Linked DNA regions of Mus musculus: all the other regions are linked to region 1. The links are chromatin loops, found by intact Hi-C in ENCODE. Cell type or tissue: heart. All regions are shown on one strand.

Region 1 (8,000 bases):
CCCAATACTTGCTGTGTAGTGTAGACTGGAATTGGGACCTTCCCTCCTAAGCCTCCAAAGGCCTAGGGTTAGAGGACTGAGTCCACACTTGACACAAAACATGTTGCCCTCAAATCTAACATGGGCATTGCTTAGACTTCTTAGCGGACCTTTTATGATACCTAAAAACCTTAAGAAAGGGGAGCTAAGGGATTCAAGAAGGGTTTCATAATACAGGAGATGAAACCTCATTCTCACACTAAATAACATAGCCCTCGTAAAGAAAATTATCTAATAGTTGGTGAAAACCATGACTTTGTAAGAATTGTAATGAGAAACACTACTGAGTGTTCATTTATTTCAACACTAATATTTTTTACTATTCACTTTATTAATAGTGAAATATGTTTTCATGCACTCAGAGCTTTTATAACGGATTCACTGTTCACAATGTTAGATTCAAATTACCACATATTTAGTTGAACATGAGGGAAGAAATGAGATTTCTTTTTTATGTAATTGGCTAAATTATTTTTAAGAGTGAAAGTTAATATTGGTAATATAATTTTACGACCTAAGTTTTCGAGGTTACTGTCAATCCAACCGTAAGTCCGTGCTTAGGCCACGGGACTGCCCATCAGCCTTTCTTGTCGGAGAGCGATTAATCTCTTGAACCACTTTTCTTCAGCCTCGGCCTTTTCAATAAATAGCTACAGGAAGAGAAAGGAGAAGGAACACGTTAGTGTGTGTTAGTAGCTAGGAGCTGATGTGACGGGACATGAATCCCTTGGACAGGATAATCCAAGGGCAACAGTGTGTGCAGCTCAACCCTCGTTGCTGCCTCCTTCACTGCTTAACTCCCACCCACTGTGAGGCCTCACCAGTCATCAAGTACCTGACCCTGACCTGCAACTTCACAGCCTACATCTGCAAGCTCCTTTCTGAGAAACAGTCATGTCATTACGTAAAGACATAGACTATTGTATTAGTGACAGGGTCACAGCTGTTGGGCTAACACTAGAATTTTGACTGTATAAAACTTATCCATTTCAGTTACAAAAAAGAGAACCATTTTCCATCTTTGACCATTTTTCTTAAGTACAAACCAGTTTTGGAAGTCAGGAAACATGTTTATACAACACCAGATTAAAACATATGACAAAGACCATAAGGCTTGAAGTAAGTTGCTCATTTGTAGCCAAGGGAAGCCATGAACTCTTCTGCACTGGTCTTCCTAGAGTCAGGAGGAAGGGACACTGCTTGGGTGGCTCAGTAAGCAGAGGCACTAGGTGTAAGGGTCTCACATTTGGATGAGCTAGAGAATTGTCATCTTGGTACTTGATAGCCGTGGGGATGCTGTCAGGGTCTATTTCCTTTCCAGTGCTGGGTGGCTCAGCAGCTGCGGATGCTGGTCCTGATGCCGCAGTCACATGCTGCACTTCACTTGGTTCTACTGCCTGAAAATGCAACACATGTAACCTGGGCATGCCTCACTTAGAAATCGGGTTTCATAACATATGATACTGAGCAAAGAGAGCACTGCTTGGTCTCTTCTGAGATGACAGTCACCTCAAAAGTTCCACACTCCTGAATGGGAAAAAATGTTACTCAAAGAAAGAAATACAAGTGTGAAGGAAATTTTTAAATTTCCTGTGATCATTATACTTTTTTTTAAGTGAAATCACTGTTTAATTGTTTCTACTGAAATACACACATATGTATATATACATGTATAAACATACACATATTTGGTGTCTAAATTGTAATAATTAAAAAGTTATATTATACTTGTAGGATTAAGTTGGCCTCAGGTATAAGGAAAAATCCATAAGTTATCTTTAAAATACACATCTATTTTTGTTAGCTATAATTCACATACCATACTACGGACTTCAGCTTATCTACACAATTATATAACTGCTATCCTGATCTATTTCAGAATGTCTTCATCATTAATCCTTCTGACAGTCCATATCTACTAGCAATCACTTCCTGTTTCTTCCAACCTCTTGAAGAAAGGGCAGTCAGCTGATCTACTTTGTAGCTGTCTATTCTGTTTTTTGTTTTATGTTTTTTTTTTTTTTTTTGAAACTGGGTTTCTCTACATAGCCCTGGCTGTAGACCAGGCTGGTCTCGAACTCAGAAATCCGCCTGCCTCTGCCTCCCGAGTGCTGGGATTAAAGGCGTGTGCCACTACTGCACAGCTTGTCTCGATATTTTGTGTACAAGGAACCATGCAGTAAGTGGTTTTCATTTAGCTTAGTATTTTAAAGAACCATCAGAGTGATAGCATATCAGCACTCCTGTGCAGTTGCTAAAGAACACACCACTGTATGGATCTGCACACTGATCCTCGCATCATCCACTGGGTAGACTCTTTTAAGATTACTTAAAAGTATTTTGAAATAAAAGCTTTCTAAAAAGGTACATTGTATTCTGTAAGAATAAAGCTAAACTTCTTACTGCCCCCCACCCCAACTGCATGCCGTGTTTGCCATGGCCCATATACAGCACTATGTGCTGGAACACAAAGATGGGTAAATTACTGCTCTTGCCTTGAAGGGAGCAGCGGCATGCGCTGACTCAGGTCAACTTCAATCTTCTCTGACAGAGATGATGGCCTGAGGAGTGACTGATTAGCAGTAAGACAGCAGGAAGTGTATGGTATGAATTAGATAGGAATCTGAAGTTAAAATTAAAATATAATACAGAACAAATGACTAGGAGATCAATTCTCCTTGGTCATCTTTTTTCAACATCTATGGGCTCTATTTTATTTAATTTCTATTTTTTTTGACTTATATCTACTACTTAACACCTATTTTCTGAATGGAGCTCAAAACAAATATTACTATGGAAAATGTATAGAGGATGAGTTATGTATGCATAAATCAAATTTTTCTTAGATTATTTTGTTCTCAATTTGGAGACTTATCAATTTAATTGTCTCATTAAACATTGCTTGGTAAGCCCTAGAGACAAAGGGAGAACAAACTAGAGAAGACCCTGTGCTTACTGGAGAGTTTCGTTGTTGAGTGAATTAATAGATTATAAACAAATATATAACAATAACCACATAATTATTAACCACAGAATATACTCACAAGAAATAAATAATCCCAGGCCTCCTGCTTACACAACAAATGTTTGATAGACGCAACCATCCCTTCATCCCAAATAAACTAGTGCTTAATGGTATGATTCATTCACTATTTTAGGATTTTATTTGATTCAAACTGAATTCATTTCACACTAAAGGAAGCTGGTCTGCATACATAAGAGAGACTTCTACTCTTATAGACAAAATGACCCTGAAGGCTGTATGTATTTCTGGGAGATCATCAAAGAAAAGCAGAGCAGACAGTCTTACAAAGTGAAAAAAGTCTGTGCCACAACCTGCTTCCAAATGAAGGCTTGCTTATCAATACGAAACCTAATAACCAATTATAGTCATGTGAATCACAATGTTAATTTTTATATATATTAAAAAGTCATTACATTTTATTTGGCGTTTTTCTTATATTTTGGAGGCAACATCACCCCTCCCATGCCATCCAGGTTTCAAACATTTGTATATTTCTGATCTACTGAGCCTAGAAGGTATACAGCCCTAGTGATGAAGTTATAATACACATTTATGAACCTGAGTTAGAGGTAGACCCAATATTCTGTGTGAGGGAAAGTGGGACACGCAGTCCAACAAGACTCAAGAACTCAACATTCCGTAGTCCACGCTGCCTCATAAAGTCTACTTGCTGCCATAGAGCTTAGGTGGGGGACGCTGACCACAAGCTGAACTGCCTTAAAAAGATGTGGAGGAGCTGTGGTTTCTCCCTCTTCAGTTACTCTCACCGTGCATTTCCTGTGTGCTTCCACAGTGTGTGCAGTGTACAAGCATGGAGGCTGGGGGACATCTGTCCTGCTCTAGCATGCTCGCCTTATTCCCGTGACAGGATCTCTCACTGAACCTGGAGCTGGTCCAGGAGGACCCAGTAACTTGTGTGAGCTCCACAGCACACATGTGATTACACTTGGCTTCTTTCTGTCATGCCCCTCACCCCCTGTGCTGGTATACAAACACATATCTTTACCCTTGCAAGAAAGAGCTCTTGCCTACTAAGCCATTTCTTCAGCCCAACATTAAAAAAAAGTATAAACTAAAAAGGGTAAATTAATTTGCAAATATGCAAATTAAAATTATCAAAAGTTAGGATTGGAGCATGGAAGTTTAAAATTTTGTGGCTGTAGAATCAATAGATGCTTCTCAGTTAAGTGATGGAAAATGTAAGAGAAAAATTTGGCTCAACCATAGAAACATCTCAGCACAGGACCACAGGACTTCTGCCTTTGTGCAATACTGCCACCTGGTGGTCCAACTGGAAAATGACTTTCCTAATCCTTCAATTAACAGAAATGCCCATGCTGCACATGGTTGTTGTTATTTTTTCATTAATTGATTAATTTATTCACTTTATATCTTGAGTGCAGCCCTACCACTCCTCCAAGTCTCCCCTCACAAGCCATTCCCTTTATCACCGCCCCCCCGCCCCCCCCCCCCCCCCCCGCCCGTACCAACCCACACTGGCACACCAAGTCACTGCACACTGCAGGACTAGACACATCCTCTCCCACTGGGGCTAGACAAGGTGGCCCAGTTAGGGCAACGGAATCCACAGCAGGCAACAGAGTCAGGGGTAGCCCTGGCTGCAGTTGTGGGGACCTGCATGAAGACCCAGCTACACATCTGCTACATATGTGGCACAGGATTATTTACTCTGCTTTTGAACACTGGGGGGATTATCTGCCAGACACAACAGTCTTAAGGCTAAACACTTGGTGCCAAGTTGATGTGGGACAACATCTTAAAACAAGCTATATCATAGCTTCTAAAGATAAGGATGCATCAAGGATCTATGCAGCGTTCTAACTCCTTGGGTAAGGGTTCAGCGTTACACTAGCTAGATCAGCATGCATTGTAGGATACCCAGAGTGTCTAGCATGCCATTGCTATGAGGCATTTTCTTCCCGGTGACAGTTCTCCAGCTTAATCCGCGGAAAGCGGCAATTGAAAAGGCAGCTAAGCATGGACAGCCTTCTTAGAGAAGTAGCTTTGCACTAAGTGCACACCACTATCCAGAGGACGAAGATCTGGGGAGCTGGGCCCTGGTGATTCAGTCCTCAGCAGAGGTAATCGTTGCTATGCAGTGAGGATAGCCCATCATGTCTTCCCAGGACCTGGATGAAATAGTACTCAGGATAATTTACTTCTCTTTGCTAAGTAATCTCCTCATAAATAATTCATCTTCTTAGGCATCCCGAGTCCTTGCCTTACACTGCAGACACAGACATTTCAGACTAGACAGCTACGCCACTTTCTAAGCTAATACATTGTCCCCCATTTTATACTTCAGTGGAGGCTAAATTTATTCTTGTTAGTCCGTCATTGCTCTTCTGATCTTTCTGAAGCATAGTTAGCAACAGCAGTCACGTGCTGGATGGCTAAGACTTTACTGTGTACTCAGAGGTGGGTGCCATCTCCTGAGGCTCTAGCATATTCTCCTGTTAAGAACAACTAATCCTCACCAGGTACACTTTCATGAAAGAAAACGTGAGTTAGAAATAAATGTAAAGAGAAACAAACCTAGAACCAGATAGGAAAGTATTGTAGAACAAAGCCCAGACTGTAGAGTAAGTAGTATTTCCACAAAAAGAAATCACTCTTCGATTATAAGAACATCCAAAAAGAACAGAGAATTCAGAATGAAGTTCAGAAAATAAATACAGTTGACACCAAACCCTCAAACACATTTTTGTTTTTAGGTAAATGAATTTATAGTATGCAAGAATAAGATACTAAGAAAAAATGGACCTGTCTCCATCTCATAGCTGTGGCTTTCAGGAGGTGTGACGAACTAGTACAAGTTCAATACTATAAATACTGAGGCAACACAGGGGCTGTGGATCATCCAAGGCCTGTCTGTACCTGACAAACATCACACACTCAACTCATTCTTTGGAATATTCTATCTTTAAATGTATTAGGTGATTTAAAATTCCAAATCTCTATTACCACCAGAAGTTGTATAGTTAGTGCTTAATCGTTTTGACATATCAGGTTAGTAAACACGAAAAAGCTTTTGTTTGAAAGACAGAAAGCTCCTTGTACTCTTAGTGAGAATTTAAATTGGTACAGTATTTTTGGAGGGTAATTTTTGAAACATTAAATAATGTAAACGTGAACAAGTAGCTTCATCTTATTAAAAACATGTAATATCCAGAATATAACTAGTTATAAATTTGATACCAGAAAAATAAATGACTATCATTAGTATGCTATATAACCTTACCACAGTTGCCCATGTATTAAACTTTAAAATAAATGTAAGCTACAGCTATTGTTTCACTATATCAATGCTACTAAAGGGTACAATGCATTTCCTAGAACATCTTTTCCTTCTAAGGAATGCAGTCTTCTTGATGAGTGAAAGAATAAGCAAAAAATTCAACAGAAATGAAATGGCATCAAAGCTCCTCTTTTCCGAAGCCGACTAAGTGACACACACCTGGGCAAAGACCAGAGATCCACTCTTCTGTTTGAGCAATAGCTTTATCATTTAAAGTCCTTTAATACAATCTATCTAGGAATAACAATTCAAAAAGTATACACACGCATGTGTAAAAAAAACCTGCTTATGCTCATGGAAGGGACATTACAGAATCATATGTGGTGGTATATGGTACCAGAACCATGTTTACAATACATTTTTGTTGATTCGTTCTGTCACCAACACAAGTGACATTCTCTTCCTCATTCATCTACGTATGGGAGGAAGCAGTCAGATCTAAGTAGGACCATGAGTAAGCCCCTCCTTTGGCACCCAAAGGCCTATTCACAGCCTGCCCGTGGACACTTACCTTTTTGACGTCTTTACTTGATCTGAATGTCTGCTGAACAAAAGAATCACTTTCAATTGCTTCGATTTCCTTTACTCTTTTGACTTGTTCTACCAGGGTGGCTTGGTCTGTAAAAGAGAAATGTTAGTGTACTTTAGTACAAGCTTGTTACCAACACTACGCCCATGCACATGGATACACTAAGTTAAGCTGTAATAGGCACTGTTCCACATGAGCTTCAAAAACAAAATATGCCCAGAAACTAAGACTCTCACCTAAAATCTAAAGCTTACTGAAGAGGCACTGCCAATGTGATCTTGGCTAATGTAAGCCCCGTCCCTCTACTTTTAACATCTTATTAGGAAAACACACAACAGGAATGAAGGACAACAAACCCATGCATAACCATCGCCCAGTTTTCAGCCATCACTGCTGTGCATGCCCTTGTACTCTGGGGTGCAAACCTGCAGTGTGTAAAGCAGAGCCAAGAGGAGGACCTACTATACACAAACAAACTCCAGACCCCAGACCATGCGCTGTCTCATCAGCTCTAAGAGACTGAGATGTGACACCAATAGTAACAATGTTGTCATGATCCTGTTGCTCAGGCCTCAGAGTACCAGTAATTAAATATGATCTGCATGCTCCATGTTTAACTTTTCACTGGTATCAAAAGATGTCTTTCTACAGTAGCTTGTTTGAACAAGACACAAGTGAGTACCCACATGACACTTGTGTGTTGACAGGATTTCTCTGTCATGCAGAGCCTCCCACTCTGTCACTGTCACTTGCTTACTGAGCAAGTGAACTACTTATTTCATAGTTTCCTCCCTTCTGGATCTGGCTGGCCTTAAGCTCAATTTATTTTGATCAAAAATAGATCATTTGAGGTTTGGAGAGATGGTTCAGTGGTTAAGAGTCATTGCTGTTCTTGTAAAGGCCCTGCGTTCAGTGGCCAGTACCCACTGGGCAGCTCACAGTTCCAGAGAGCCTGAGGTACGCTCTGCCTTCTGCATGTATCAGGCATGCATGTGGTGGTGCACATACATGCATGCAGGCACTCACATATACATATAAAATAAAAATAAATAAATCTTCCAAACTTATAATTGGTACTGTTGTGTAAT
Region 2 (8,000 bases), 220 kb before region 1:
CTCTGTCTCTGTCTCTGTCTCTCTCTCTCTCTCTCTCTCTCTCTCTCTCTCTCTCTGCCATACAGGTTAATATCAAGAAAACAAACACCCTTCCCCTAGAAGTATTGCAGGTGTGGCTGCTGTCACATGTCCACCACTAGGTGGCAGAGAAGAGAGGCTACGTCTATGCTCAGTGTGCTGACTTGTGAACATCTAGATGATTAGTAAGTTGCCTGACATCCCTTGAGAACAAGCAAGCCTGAGGCCACACCAGTCCAGCACCAGGGGGCCTGGACAGGGAGCTAGCATGAGAGGACCACCAATTCAGCTCCTTGGTACAGCACAGGCTGCAGGTCGGGACCGGCTCCTAGGGTGATGAGTGAGCCGGAGACTAGAAGAATCCTGCCCAGGACTGTTAGCCCTGGTTGAGAAGCAAGCCTGAGATGACCACCAATCAGTCCAGCACCATGCAGACCTGGGGGCAGTGACACAGACCATGTCAGAGTTGACCCCTACCAGGTGTCATAATGCAGAGAAGCAAGACATAGCACTCATGAAACCACTCCTGAGACAACCCCAGACACTCAAAGACCCTGGTGCCACTAAGAGGAGCAAGTAAGTGGTGGGAAAATGGAAGAGGAAAGAAAAACATAAGGATGTGGACACAATGAAGAGAGACAGAACTGGAGATTGGAGAGTAGTGAGGAATGGCCTGATGATGTGAGTGGCTGGTGATGCCAACTGGGACCATGATGGGGTCCTGACCTATGCTGCCACAGGAGGTGGGGGATATGTGTAGCCCTACAGCAGCAGGGGTCTGTTACCACAGACCTGTTACCAAGGCCTGGGAGATGCCCCTGGTCTGAGCTGCCACCTGGAGACATGCTGATATCTGAGAGCTATGCAGAACCATCCCTACCCCTCACCTGGATCTAGGATAGCTGGCCCTGGGGATGTGAGTGCAGGAAAGCTGCCCCTGACCCTAGCCAGATGCTGTTCTCAGGAGAGCTTCCCCCCCACACACACACACTTCCCATTGCTGGAGTTTCTGGTGAGCCAACCCTAGGGATATGAGCGTGGGAGAGCTGGCCCTGCTCTCTGTGTGGTGGTGTGGACAAGGAAGAGCTACCCTCCTCCCCTTTTCCCCTCACCAGGGATTGTGCCCTGGTCCTGCTGGTGAGGAGTCCTGCAACATCCACTCCAGTAGTGACTCGCATTACAGGTTTGGAAACCTGGAAGCAGTACTGAGGCAAAGAGTTTCAAGGAAACTCAGCCTCCTGGAACCTTGGCATTCCCATAGCTAGAATGCCACAGATTTGTCCCTGCAATATTGTGGAGGGTCTTGCATGCTTTCTTAGAGTATTTTACTGGCTAAGAGATAGAAATCTCAGGGCAAGCTTAGCAAAGTATATTTTAGAATCGTCATTACAGCCAAGTTACTTTCATATGCAAGTATTTGCCAAGGCCTAGAAAATAGGGGGGTTGTGGTATTGCATTATTCATGAGAAGGTCTGCTAGAGCAGACCCCCTGGTGCTAGCTTTCATAAGGCTCAAAGGAGTAGCACAAATTGTGAATAAGGTGTGAAATCCTTACCTGTCATTAGCTGACCCTTGGCAGGGCTGTTTTATCTTTATTGTAAATATTACCTGGTTCTTTCAAGTCCTTTTCAAGTCATTCCTCTGTTTTGTGTCAGATACTTCAATGTACTTTGCCTGCTGTGACATCCTACCCCTTTGTTTTCTGTATTATATAAGACTGGTGTTCACTTTGTGACAACACACTCTCTCATGTCATCTCTGTTTGTCACCCTCCGATTCTATGCCCATCTGGTCGAGGCCTTGATTCGCACGGATTGAGGAGGACCCACTGAGTCCCGTCTGTGGCAGAGTCCCGTCTGTGGCAGAGTCCCTGTCATCTGAGGGGAGAGTGAGAGGATTATAGAAAAGGAAGACTCAGAGACAAGGGTTAGAGATCGGGAGGGCTGCAGGTCTATACTGTGCCAGCCCCAAATGTGTTTCTCATAACCTTTACATACTTTATAGTATTGTGGGAAACAAAGTCACAAGCCAGCATAGACAATGGCTGATGTACACTAGATATTTATACCCATCCAGAGGCCTCCTTGTTCTTTCCTCCAAGATTAGCAGGACATCCAGCCCCTCGCCTTGAGTTTCAAGTATATCCCCTTATCATTTCATTCATCAACAGGCCAGGAAATCTGCCAGCCGACCCTGGCCTGCCTTGACCCTGCCTGATAGAAGCAGGCAAAATGGCTCCCGACAGGTAGAGCGGGCACGTCATGAGAGCAGAACTGGTCCCGCCCCTCACCAGCTGCAGCACTCAGGAGTAGGCCCTGCATCTTGCCTGGACAGCACAATAGAACTGACCCTAGTGTCGGGAGAATGGGCAAACTGGTCTGTGGGCCTGAGCATGGGAGAGGCAGTCCTGCCTCTTGTCTGCTGTGTGGTCCCTTCCCCTCCTTTTTGCCCTCACCACCTATGGCAGGTAGGAAAGCTATCCAAGGATCTTGAGAGTGGAAGAACTAGCCTTGTCCCTTCCTGGCTTCAGCACCCAGGAGAGCTGGTCCTGCACCTTGCCTGGACAACAGGATAAAACTGGTTCTGGTTGTGGAGGCTACTTGTGAGTCAACCCCAAAGGCTTGAGAGTGTGAGCAGGCTGACCAGCTCAGATACCTCTCAGGCCCAGATCCAGGGCTTTGAATCAGCGCACCCCAACACCTACCCCATCGATGAGCTGCTGGAGTGCATCAATATGCAAAGATTTTTATGGAGACCAATATGGGAATTTTTAAAATAAAACTAGAACTACCCCGTGATCCAACTATAGCAGTCTTAGACACATGTCCTAAAGAATCTAACTCAGCACACCCAGAGCTGCTTATACATCCACATTTACTGTTGCTCTATTTACAATAGCTGGAAAAAGCCTAGATGCCTATCAATGAGTGAATGAGTGAATAAAATGTACATACATCAGATGGAAATGTATTCAGTCTTTAAGATAAATGGAATTGTGAATTTTGCAGGGAAAGATATACAGGGGAAACAGCACGGACATAGTTAAGGGAGTGTCTACCTGGGGTACTGCCCTTGGGAATACATCGAGCCCCAGACCCCTCTGCTCTCTTCCCTTCTCCCCCCCTCCCCCACATCCTTCCCTCTCCCCTGACATTTGGCCACCACAAGATGAGCCGCTCTCCTCTACCACTCTGTCCCACCACAGTGTTTCAGCCTCATCACAAACTGCAATGTGACAGAGCAAATCAGCCATGAAAGATGTCCCAGAGACTGTTCCTCTGCCCAGCTGAATCTCTCACAGCAACAGAAACTTGTGTAACGTACGTGGGATTAATATGTATGGCGGAATATATGTTTATAATGCAGAGACCGCCAGAGTGGCAGCATGTTCCTCTTATCTAGTTTGAAAAGCTGGTGAAGGGAGAGTGGCAGGGAGGTGGACCAGTTGTTAAGATCACTTGCCGCTCTTGAACAGGACCTAGGGTCAGTTCCCAGCATGCACATCATGGCTTACAACCATCTGTTCTGTAACTCCAGTTCCAGGGATCCAGTGCCCTCTTCCTCTACCAGCACCAGGTATGCATGTGGTACAATACATACATGCAGGCAAAACATGCATGCATAACATTTCCCAAAAAAAGAAAAAAGGTTTTAAGAGGAAGAGAGGGAAGTTATCTACCTTGGAAGATACACAATTGGTTTGTCCTGAAGACCAGAAAGGCTGGCATGTTGGGAATAAAAACAGGTACCGTGTTAGTTACTTTCCTTATTGTATGACCAGATGTCTGACAAAACCATGCTATGGGAGGAGACATTTATTTTGGCTCACAGTTTGAAGGGATGCAGTCTGTCATGGCAAGGAAGGCATGGTGTCTGCAGTGGTTAGCCAGACACCGGCAGCTTCTCATGATAAGAGCAAGGGACCCTAAATAGTCACCACCTTTAAGGTTTTCCCCAGTCATTAACTTCTGCTACTAGGCCACACAGCCCAAACACTCTATGAAATGTCACAGAACCAAAACAATGCCAACAAACTGGGGATGAAGTCTTCAGACACATAAGCCTGTAGGGAGTATTTCACATCCCCATATATCATGCTGGGGATAAAATAGCACACTCAATATCTAACACAAATGACCAAACTTATATTAATAAATTTATTTTAATAAGTAAATATAAATTTATTTTAATAAATCTACTTTTCAAATGCCTTTTATGACTGTTCTGTGTCCATGGCCCCCTTCCCATCCACTAGGATTTGTTTTCTCTCCTGTTTTGCATGCATCTATCTGTGTGTTAACTATATGGCTATCTGCTGGTCTCCCCGCCCACATGCATGGAAGTCTGCATTAAAGTCAACTGCAGAAAGTAAACACATTGTATTTTTCCTCCCCTATAAGGGATGAGAGAATCAGAAAAACAGGTTATCATGAATGGTTCTATTTGAATGTTTACAGTTGCTTTATGCACTTATTTATAAATGAGTGTGTGGTAGGGTGACAGTTTGCAGAAGTCGGTTCTCTTCTTCCAGCGTGTGTGTTCTGGCGATGAATCCCAGGTCGTCGTGCTTGACAGCAAGTCCCTCTACTCTTTAAGACATTTTGCCAAACCCTAACTGGAAAGTTTTTAAAGAAGCCTTTTAGCTGAGTAACAGAAATGCATCATTATAAATCAAGCAATAATAACGGTGCATTTATATTTGTGAATCACAAACTGAAAAGGAGGACAAACCTGATTCAGGAACAGCTATGTTGAGTATCAATAACCACGCTCCACGTGGATTTTGGATTTACTGTCTGCTCCCAACATTACCCTTTCCCAAGCTGCCTAAAATGTTGTGTTCCTTTGCCAACGGTACAATGTTCACCTCTGCCAGTAGATGGCGCAGGAAAGACATCCAAAGGGAGGGGCTCCACCTTCCTCGCTGGCCAAAAGGCTACTAAGCAGGAGTATAGCTTCACAACACAGGCTTTCACACCCGCGCGCGCACGCGCGCACAAACACAGACCTCTGGGATGAGAAGGTTATTTTTAATGCCACTGGAATGTCAGCATTAGGAGATAGGAACACTCCTCTACAGAGCATATTTTACAACTGGGACATTCCCCAAGTGGTGCCAACACAGCTTGTCAGAACAGAGAGACAGAGAGGGACTATTCAGAAATGACGCCCGCCCGGCTTTAAATCCAGCATGCGCCCATCAGCAGATGAGCACAAGGGACTCGCTAGCCCCTGGTCCACTGCTGCCACCCACTCCTTAAAAAAAAAAAAAAATGTGATTTTTTTTTTTTTGGCTAAGGAGGAATTCATGCATTAGAGTAAAAAAAATGAACTTTGGTTCTGTGACATTTCATAGAGTGTTTGGGCTGTGTAGCCTAGTAGCAGAAGCTAATGACTGGGGAAAACCTTAAAGGTGGTGACTATTTAGGGTCCCTTGCTCTTATCATGAGAAGCTGCCAGTGTCTGGCTAACCACTGCAGACACCATGCCTTCCTTGCCATGACAGACTGCATCCCTTCAAACTGTGAGCCAAAATAAATGTCTCCTCCCTTAGCATGGTTTTGTCAGAATATAAGAATTGCAACAGTGCAGAGTTACGTATGGTTCAACTCCTCCCCCTCCTAACCCCACACGCACGGTTATCACCCTCTGATCTGTACGTATTTCAGCATATGTACACATTAAGTGACCTGGTTTGTCGAGCATGTCAGAAAGGCTGGTGATCTGCTTGACCTGAGAAGCCTTCGGTTCGGTCCGGTTCGGTTCTCACCTCCACCATTCCTCCCCCAAGCTTCAAAGCTAAACATCGTAATTGGTTCCTGCTTTAGGCCTTTAAAAAGGAGAGGGGTGAGGAGCAACATTTCAAAGCCAGGCAGGGCTGTATATCAAGCCCTGTCCAAAAGCAGCAGTATCAGTTGTCTACCTAACTTCTATTGAGAAATGTTCTATAAGATTTCACAGAGGTTTCCCTCACTCTTACCAGCTTATACACCTTTCCATATTCTTCCACCCCATCCCATATCATCAAACACATTTGTCCCGAATTGCGATGCAGTTGGCACATCTCCAGGGTTCTGTTATTACAAAATATGTTTTGCAATAATCTTGAGTACGATAACTGTTCTATTATCTGAAGGAATTGTGGGCTTTTTTTTTTTTAGGCTAAGGAGGGATTCATGCATTAGAGTAAAAAATGAACTTTGCTAAATATTGCCAAATTTTCTTGTTGGAAGTGCTGCAGCATTTTGTGTTATGAAAATCACCATTTTAGCATGGTACTGGAACAAAAGCAGAGAGGTAGACCAATAAGCTAGAAAACCTATAAATAAGCCCACTTAGCTGCAGACTCCTGCGCCTACACAATGGGCCCAGAACATGTTGGAGAAAAGAGAGTCCCTCTAACAGACAGTGGTGGGTAAGCTGGACAGCCAGATGCATAATATTGAAATTAGATTCCTATCTCTTTCCCTGTATGGAAATAATTCAATAGATTAGAAACCTTTAAGACCTTGAAACCACTAGAGGAACATATATGGGAAGCATTCCATACATAGTGATTTTTAAAATAGGACTTCAATTCACTCAAGAATTAATTTCAAATATTAGCAAATGAGGTCACATGAAATAAAACAGCTTCTATGGAACAATCACCGTAATGCTGAGCCCAAGAATGGGGGACATAAATCTTTGCGAGATATTTAGATCACACGGAATTAGTATTCAGAATGTATATTTTTTAAACTGGAAAAAATAAAGCACCCACACACAAACAGCCAAATCAATAAATGAACAAAGTAATAGAACAGGCGATTCTCAGAACAAGCCAAAATGCCCAGCAAGTAATCCCTAAATAAAAGGTCAACACTTTAGCCATCAGGAAAATGAAAACTAAAATTACATCAAGATTCCACTGGGCCAGTGAAATGGCTGAGCGGCTAAAGTGCCACACAAACATAGGGAACTTAGTTTGCCTTCATATAACCCATGTGATGTGCACATCTGTCATTCCAGCATTACTAAGGCAAGATGTGAGGCAAAGACAGAGTCGCAGGAGCTCTCAGGCAGCTGGCCTGGCTCACACATTAGTGGTCAAGAGTAGTGGCTCGAGGTGAGGACTGACACTCAAGGTTGTGCGCTTTGGGTTCCAGTCTGGGAGGTTATCACCAACATCAACTGGGCTGGAGAAATGGCTCCGAAGTTAAGAGAGTATGCTGCTCTTTCAGTGGACCAAAGTTCAGTTTCCAAGACTGGCAGCTCACAACCCCTTGTAATGGCAGCTGCAGGGACTCTGATGCCCTCTGGGGATGCTGAACTCGTGCAAACACCCCCCCAACATACACACATATCCATCGAATTAAAAAAGAAGGTGTTTTTAATGAGATAACAATGACAGCAGATGCAAGTGAGGGGGTGGGAAAGGAGCCTTTCACGCCGTTGGTGGGAACCTAAACTGCTCAAGCAGCTACTCCACATACTAACAAGTTATGAAATTAAAACCCTACACCTATGACAAGTTCAAAGAAAACCTCTGTTTTCCCACACTCTAAAGGAAGAAAGTGTGATGCTTTTGGACGTTTGCTAATCTGTAATGCACATGCGGTATATGTTTCCAGAAGTAGAGAATGTCTGTAATGACTGATAACAGATTAAGTGCACACATGTAAATGTTTGGGTGTGAAGATACACATATGTGCACGTGAACATAAACTCCAGAGACCACTCTGGCTGTCACATTCTTCACAGTTTTCAGGCATCTTTGTGTGTGTGTGTGTGTGTGTGTGTGTGTGTGTGTGTGTGTGTGTGTGTCTGTTTTGCTTGTTTGTTTGGTTTGCTGGTTGGTTTTCTTTTATTTTGTTAAGACAGGCTTTCTCTCTGTGTAGCCTTCTTTGGCTGTACTGGAACTCACTCTGTAGGCTAGGCTATCCTCAAACTCACAGAGATCTGCCTCTGCCTCTGCCTCTGCCTCTGCCTCTGCCTCTGCC
Region 3 (8,000 bases), 690 kb before region 1:
TGATGGAGGCAAGTCCTCCTCTGTCTTTCCTCTTCTCAGTGACTAGCTGTGTCCGTTGATATAAACTATCTAGAACAATGAGGTAGATACTGTACTTTAACAATGTGATTCAGCCAAGCTTTTTATGAAATGTTTTCACAAATTCTGAAACCTCAACAAGTGTCTTTTTCTCTTGCAAGATATCCAATTCTGTCAAATATATCTTTAAACGAAAACTGATTGATGTTCAACATGCCCATATGTTGGTTCTATCAGAAAATATTGTCAAATCATCTTCCCAGGCGAGGTCACATCCATTCTTGCTTCCCAAGAGACAATGCCCTGGCATAATGGTAATGGTTTAAATTGGGAGAACTTCTTGATAGTCACTTATAACCTGGTAACTGGCCCAGACGTGAAGGATGATGCTCAGGGAGCTGAAAGGTGGCTCGTTTTTTTTTCCACAGGGCACCGACACTCATCTGTTGCCCACAGGTCATTCTAGCCTGCAGTCAGAACACACTCAGCTTTTGTTCCCAAGCTGGACTGGCATCCTTCATCTGGATGCTTACCTTCTCCTGGTGTGTGGGGAACCTGTCTTTCAATTTTCCCAAATGCCTTCCATAAATTCTCTGTGGTCCTGATTTTTTCCTTCTCTTGACACATTCCATTGATCATCCAAGTCTAAAACTCAGGATGACTTCTCACCAGGTGTGTTGTTGAATGAAGTCACATAATCCTGATGACCCCCCCCACACACACACACACAAACATGCACTCACACACTCACACATTTTATCACCTGTTTATGCCTCTGCTTTTTTCTTTAGGCTTTGCCCTACTGCATTGCAGTCTCTTTCTGAATTTCTTTCAAATATTTTCCTTCTCACAATGCCTTGAGTGTGAGAAGCCAACTGAAGGGATCTTGTGCTGCCCCACACGCCATGCTGGGGTTCGCACTCACTTGACCACACAGGACACGTTGCCTGTACCAAGAGAAGTTCTCTTCTTGCTTGTCTTTTACATTTGGAGTTCTGCCTCTCAAGGTCTCACTCTGACCCAGCTTTTTGGGGCTCATCATCAGCCATGTAACCCAGCACTGGAGCCTACAGTGCTTCTCCATCGGGGAGGAGAGAGAAGGCACCAGAAGGGTAGATTTTATGATAAAAATGAGCATTGCTTTTCTCTTTCATCAGCAGATGTTTAACAATGTCACCACCAACAGAGGACGGAGGCCCTAAGACAAAGCCTGTGGCATTGGTGGTGACCCTAAATGCTCAGACAAAGGCCATATTTATACCAGTTCTCTTTATGCCAGAAAATTGTCCCTTGGGAAGCAAGAATGGATGTGCCCTCTCCCAGGACCTCTACCAAGGTCCTGCAGAAAGATTGTCATAAAAGACACCTGTAAAAGAGCAAAAGGCAGAGCCAATGAGGAGGTGAAGTCTGTGTCATTGGTGAGGGCTTTTGGTAGATCCTGTGGCCCCCATCCTCCAAGATTCCAAGCCTTGCAGCCCCCATAAAAGAGACAGAGGTCTAGAAGCCTGAATGCTCATCATTGGTGGGGGACTTGGGCAGCTTCAGGGAGTTAGCACAGGGGAGGTAGGACGGTCTGCAGCAGAAAGGAGAACAGGAGGGAGGCAGAGAGAAGGAAGATGGGAGTAGACAGGGTGAAGGTGCAGGCTATATGATGTGAGCTCTCCCTGTCTTCCTCCCTTTTTCTCTCCCTCCCTCCCTCCCTCCTTCCCTCTTTCTGTCTCTCTCTGTCTCTCTCTGTCTCTCTTTGTCTCTCTCTGTCTCTCTCTCTCTGTCTCTTTCTGTCTCTCTCTGTCTCTCTCTGTCTCTCTTTGTCTCTCTCTGTCTCTCTCTGTCTCTCTGTCTCTCTCTGTCTCTCTTTGTCTCTCTCTGTCTCTCTCTCTCTCTCTCTCTCTCTCTGTGTGTGTGTGTGTGTGTGTGTGTGTGTGTGTGTGTGTAAGGGATATGAGCAACATGCCCAGGGAGTTAAGAATTTAATAACCAGATTAGACAGGACTCACTGAGCTGGAGTGAACTCTGATAGGACTCAAATTCCATTATTGGGCAAGATGAAGTTCTCTGCCCCATCCCCCTCCAGTAACTGGAAATGGGGTTCAGAGCTATTACGAGAGATAAAAAGCATTCATTTATACTTCACTGAGCTGAGACTCCTCCATCAAACCAGCAAACATGAAGTCATAAAGCCCCAGCTCTCTCCGCTGGCTGGACTCACAAACCCAGAGAGCTGATTTGTCTTCGATTCTTCTTCTTCTCAGTACCCATTCCTCTGTTTTGATTGGAGATGATTTTTTTTAAAGGATCAGGCATTTTCCTAACTTAATTCTTCCATGAAGCACTCTCCGTTTCCCCACACAGCAGAGTCCCTATGCAGTACCTTTTCATTTAACAGGACTCATCTGAATGAAATTCCTAATAACTCAGCAACCTGTGCCTGCACTTCAACATGTTCTGCAGTGAAAGTGACACTTGCTTGCAGAAAGCAATTCAACAGGCAGAGTCATTCCAGCCAGGATGTGAGGCACAGATCTTCCTAGCAGGGTACCTGGTCAGTTCAGAAACTGTCTGGGCTTATCATGAAGGGGAGGCCGGATGCTCACACTGTGATGTGTATGGTGGGCACAGACTTGGAGTGATGCGGATGGCTATTTTCTTCCCTCAGCAGGACATTATAACCCAGAGGTGGCGTATTGTTCAAAGCCGCTCACCCTCAGCCACCCTTCTTCAGAGTGACTTCTTTGAGCTTCTCCACAAATGATCTGTGTTTCTCAAGTTCAGACATATTGAAACTCTGCAGGTGTTCAAATATCTTAGAGTTTTAATGGGACTTGGGAGGAGAGGGAGGAAGAAGGAGAACTGTGTACACCAACATTGGCAATTCTTATTTGTGCCTCTGAGGGAGACGCGGAATAGGGAAGAATCCCAGAATGAGTGTGAATGGAACACTCTGGGTACTACACAGGGGGATCTGAAGCTCCTTTCTCTACCTAAAAATACCTTTTAAGGGTTGATAACTTGCTCTCCAGTAGGATTTGCTTCACTTTGGGGCTCACCAGCTTCGTTTTATTAATGTTGCGGTATAGTTATCACTAATTTATTATGATAGTCAGGTATAACAGAAAGTGGGGGGGGAGGGTCATGTGGGTCTTTCTTGGGTGGGGCTATGCAGAAGCACCACCCACTTCGTGGGGGCAGGAAAGATAAAGGGTCATTTCCCCCAGCACTGGAGGTGGGGATGGAAATAGGAAGAAAGAAGGGCTTTACAAATTGTGTGCATGCATGCAAGGCGATGTCTCCAACGGTGAGATGACAAAATGAAGGCTGATACAAAGACTCCTGCTAGCCTTGAAAGGAAAAACAGAAACAGTAAGCTGGAATTCCATAAAATCCATCCAACCATGGCCAGTAATGGGAGGTGTGGGCCAAAGCTACATTTGCTGCTGTTTCGACCCTGGCTGGACCCGTGGCACACAAATGTGAAATAAAGAAATGTGTGACTCTGTACTGCCACACTGCTCCAGGTTTGTTCACAAGCACCCAAGGCACATGCCTGGACAACTAACCTCCGGAACTTTGTGACAACTTACATTTTCACCTTTGATTCCAAGGGCTGTAGGCTGAGGGGATAGTTCTCAATGTTATTCTCCACATCCATGGCCAGCTGGTGACTAGAAAGAGAAAGAATGTATCTATGTAGTTCAGTCCGGAAAGCCATTGCTCACAGGGATAATTCTTTTAACTGAGACAGTTTTGAAAAGAGTGATGTTGATTGATTAACAAAAATCCTAATTAAATTTTTTTTTTTTTTTTTGTGGTAAGGAACCTGGCTCTGTAAACAAATCTTTGCCTTCTCCGCTGTTTTCTACCCATCTCTGCTACTCAAGTGCTAAAGCTTGAAAATTGACCCTTTTGGATAAATAAAGAGGTAATGTGGGCACTTCCCACAGGGTTAGACCCACAGAAAACAGTACTCACCTAGCGGTGACTGCATAGCTCCAGTGAACTTGTTTTAACCCCTTACTTTCTTTTCCTTCTTATTTCTACCCCTTATCCATCCTCAAAGATACCACTGCCAAGGCCCTTCCCCCTTTCATCCCGTAAGCTGTTTCTGAGCTCACAATCACCAGGACCACAGCTTCTTGCAGACATGGTCCCTCCCTGGGTGCTTACGGCTCAATATGGACGCTATCCTTGGCTAGGTTTTGAAGAGTGGATAAGAAAGTGAGAATGAAGCGCCTACTGCAGACAGCGCCACCCCTGGGCAGATGGTCATGGATATATAAGGATGGTACCTGACCGTGAGCCTGGAAATAAGCCAGGAAACAGCATTCCTCCAGTTCTAGGTTCTCTGCTTCAGTCCCCGCATCTAGGTTTTTGCCTTCCTGATTTCCCTCAGTGATGGTTGGTTAACTATGAGTTGCAAGGAACCCTTCCCCCACTCCCCACCCTCTAAGTTGGTTTTAGTCACTGCTGTATCACAGCAATGGAAAATCAAACTAGGACTTCAGTCGTAGAATGCATAGTGCGTACAAGGGATGTACATGGTTGGACCAAAAAACGTAGGTCATACTTTGATATCAATTCTTGTGTGTCTATGTTTTGTTAAAGGCAAGTGGTAACCTACCAAGCTGTAACAAGCTACCAGTGTATGGGGACCTCCAGTTCGAAAGCCAACACTTCAGGGAAGCAAAGGATTTAGAGCAGGGGGTTCAGAGGGATGTTTAAGACTGACGCAGGGATGAGATGGGAATGTGAGGTAGCTACACAAATTTATGTGAATCATGACTGAGAGAGCAGGAAAGAACAGACACACACGAAGAGGAAGAGGAGGAAACTATCCTAGAGCTACCCCACTACTTTCCTTCACGCCAGTGAGAAAACCTGACAAGGCAGATATTCTATATGACCACTAGGTGGTGCCATGAGCCCAAAGTAGCTCCGCTGTTGCTCAGCCTGATTGTTGATGAGTAAGAAACATTTTTTTTTCTTTCTTATTCTGTGGCATTGGTATTCAGAATTTGCTGTCAATTCTTTATTATTCAGTCATTTGTGGGCCAGAAATAACTCAAAGAATGTGGTTAAAATGGTGAGAACACCAACAATAGCTCATCTTCTTTCAGTCTAGAAGGTGTGTGTTACAAGTGTGTGTGTATGTGTATATATATGTGTGTGTGTGTATATGTGTGTGTGTGTGTATGTGTGTGTATATATATATAATTGTGTGTGTGTGTGTGATTGATTATTAAACAGGAAACACAATGGATCCAACCCAGAGTAGGTGAGCATACAAAACTCACTTCATGACCATGCAATCTTATAGCACAGTAGTCTTATAACAACGGTGTTTTAAAGTTAAAGTCTATTAAGCATACCATTAATTACAAATTAACAAATTGTCAAAGAATGCCTGCAATGCAGGCAATTATCACTTGCAATAATCAAAGGCAACAACAGCAATATTTTAATAAAGAAAATACATGACCTAATTTGGTCATATAACTTATACATTACCAACAAACTATAAATGACAAACATCTATTGGCTTAAACTGTCTAGTGACAGGGCAACTCGTCAATAATTTCCTGTGGCTCATCAAGTCACTATATATTATCAGCACAGTGGTGGAACATAGAATGCCAAGTCTCCTGTCAGAGATAGCGAGAGACTAGCTCAATAATTACAACTAAGAAAGGCACCTAGACTAAGGTATTACTTAAGTTAATGTGTAATTACCATAAATAATAGACTCCCAAGAAGTCTTCTAATTAATAGCATTACTAACTACTTGTCTCTGGTCTTGGACACTTGCCAAGCTCTATTGTGATTCTGTGTGTGTGTGTGTGTGTGTGTGTGTGCACGTGTGTGTGTGTGCGCGCGTGTGTATGCGCACACACACACACATGTATGTAAATGCCCTTAACTGGCTTTATAGTGTGGAGTTGTAGCTTCCCTGCCCTTCACACCAACTGTCTACCACAAAATGCCGGTTGAGTGTTTGGGATAAATGTAATGTTCCAAAGGGGAATAACCAATCAACTGCTATGACACGACGATCACTTAACTTACAGTCATTGTGAATTGCGGAGGTGATTTACATCGCCACCCAAGTCAGCTACAGCTGTAACGAAATGCCTCATCTGCTCACTCAAAGCACCCCAGGTTTTTCAATCAAACTCTGACAGTTCTCAAGGGCAGAGTCCTGCCTGGAAGCAAACCAGGAAAAATTTCCAGCAATCTATGCAAATGTACGAAGAAATCCATTTAAATGTTGAGTCTGGCGCCCGTAGCATTTGCTTCTCTCTGTCCCTGACAACTAGGAAAGAGATGGTTTCATTTGAAACTCTTCCCTGCATGGGAGGACTTGTGCCTGTCTATGTGCTTTGAAGAGAGCCAATTCCCATCCCTAGAGTATTCCACCCTCACAGGAGAACACACCAAACTGCAAGACAGGCAGGTCATTCACAGCTGTTTTTAGCTGTTCTGAGTCTCTGGATGGCACAAGGGAACGATTACACTGGTGTTGGGACTGGGGGAACAAGCCCACACATACTTCACTGCTGCTCACGTCTCCCTGAGAGCCCAGAGCTGGGGAATTAACATGGTGGTGGTAGTAAGAGATTTGATATGGAGCTGTGGTCAATTAGAAAGGGAGAAAAAAACTTTTGGAGTTCATTTCCTACATTTAAATCAATAATGAAAAATGGATGTAGCCAGGTTGACTAAGTGTATGGGCTGAACATCAGAGAGGCACTGCCTCCTCAGAGAATGGGGCTGCTTGGGAGTTTGCTGAGAAACTGCAGACTGGGATGCGCCTACGCACATCCTCACCCCAGATCCCCCTCAGAACCACTTGAAGGGAGCTCTTAGATGCTGCTTCCAGGGTTCCAGATTCTATTTGTCTGCAGTGGGGCTTGAGCCAGGACATTTTCCATAAGCTCTCTCTCTCTCTCTCTCTCTCTCTCTCTCTCTCTCTCTCTCTAGGCAAAAGAAGTATGATGTAGCCCTAATGTCATTACTAGAAGAAAATTCTTTCTAGGATGAGCTAAAATCTTTACTGTTTACATATAGCCAGTGAAAGTGCTGGTAAGAAAAGATTTTTTTTTTAAATATAAGGTTTTTTTTTTCAACTAATCAAGGAAACTTGGACATTTTAGGGTTGGCATGTGGCTCAGCTGTTAAAAATGCTGCCTGCTTGACCTGCTACCACGGAGCCTAGAAATCAGATCCCAGCACTCATGGGACAAACCTAGAGTCTGAGCATGTGTGTAACCTCAGATGCAATGTTCTGGAGAAAGCAAGAGCTCTGGGGCCCTTACACTTCCATCCCAGCTAAGAAAACATGGGTCTCAGGTCTCAGGAGAGATGCTATCGCAAAGGAATAGATAGATAGATAGGAACCTCTTGTTCCCATTCAACGGTAACGAAGACAGTACCTATTTCCCCTTTCTCTGCCCCCAAACCGTCCCTCCCAAGCACTTGGAAATTTCCATTCTACTTCTCCACTTTCATATGATCAACTATTTTAAATTACACAGATGATGATCTAAAGAGTTCCTTCAGTATCCGGATTGCTTATTCATGCAATTTCTCCAAACTTATCCATATTATAACTAATGACGGGATTTTATGCTTCTGTAGATGCATAATATTCCATTCTGTCTGTGTGCCACATTTTCTTTATCTATCCACTGCCCCTGGGGCTGTCTCTATGTCATGGTGATTCTGAGTCATGCTGCAGCCTACAGGAGAGTACAACATCTCTTGACAGACTGTTTTCAGTTCCCTTGGATATATCTTGTAATGGGAATTCTAGGTCATAAGGAAATTCTACTTTTTAAAAACTCCATGGTATTTTCATAGTGAATAAGTTTCTGCATTCTTATTTACTTATATTATGAGACCAGGCATAACAATAATGCCCTAACTCAAATGTGTGTGTAACTCAGAATCTTCATCTAATCAACAGTGAGACACTGTCCTTCAGTAGA

The links. Peaks named below come from ENCODE experiments on the same cell type or tissue, not always from the same donor. Only the 100,000 strongest peaks of a DNase experiment are listed, where the experiment ranks them.
Region 2: it touches region 1 in a loop (15-fold over the local background); 34 of 42 quality-filtered maps call a loop at or near these places.
Region 3: it touches region 1 in a loop (5-fold over the local background); 7 of 42 quality-filtered maps call a loop at or near these places.

The regions. Positions count from the first base shown.
Region 1 is chr3:67,348,910-67,356,909 of GRCm38, reverse strand. It overlaps Rsrc1 (arginine/serine-rich coiled-coil 1), which reads right to left. Exons shown (of 10, transcript NM_025822.4): 8 at 6,895-7,001; 9 at 1,284-1,436; 10 at 1-689. The coding sequence ends at 597. Among named protein-coding and RNA genes, the nearest start is that of Mlf1, 21 kb to the left of the region's middle. In heart, a CTCF peak has its summit at 4,338 (motif pointing left); no DNase peak of the experiment used is centred here.
Region 2 is chr3:67,565,380-67,573,379 of GRCm38, reverse strand. It overlaps Gm25919 (a small nucleolar RNA gene), which reads left to right and starts at 89; the gene lies at 89-220. In heart, CTCF peaks have their summits at 145 (motif pointing right) and 4,888 (motif pointing right); a DNase peak (open chromatin) is centred at 4,999; H3K4me3 peaks cover 301 bases; H3K27me3 peaks cover 1,722 bases.
Region 3 is chr3:68,042,918-68,050,917 of GRCm38, reverse strand. It overlaps Iqschfp (Iqcj and Schip1 fusion protein), which reads right to left. Exons shown (of 11, transcript NM_001113419.2): 3 at 3,600-3,680. It overlaps Iqcj (IQ motif containing J), which reads right to left. Exons shown (of 4, transcript NM_177585.3): 3 at 3,600-3,680. Among named protein-coding and RNA genes, the nearest start is that of Schip1, 18 kb to the left of the region's middle. In heart, a CTCF peak has its summit at 4,913 (motif pointing right); no DNase peak of the experiment used is centred here; H3K27me3 peaks cover 871 bases.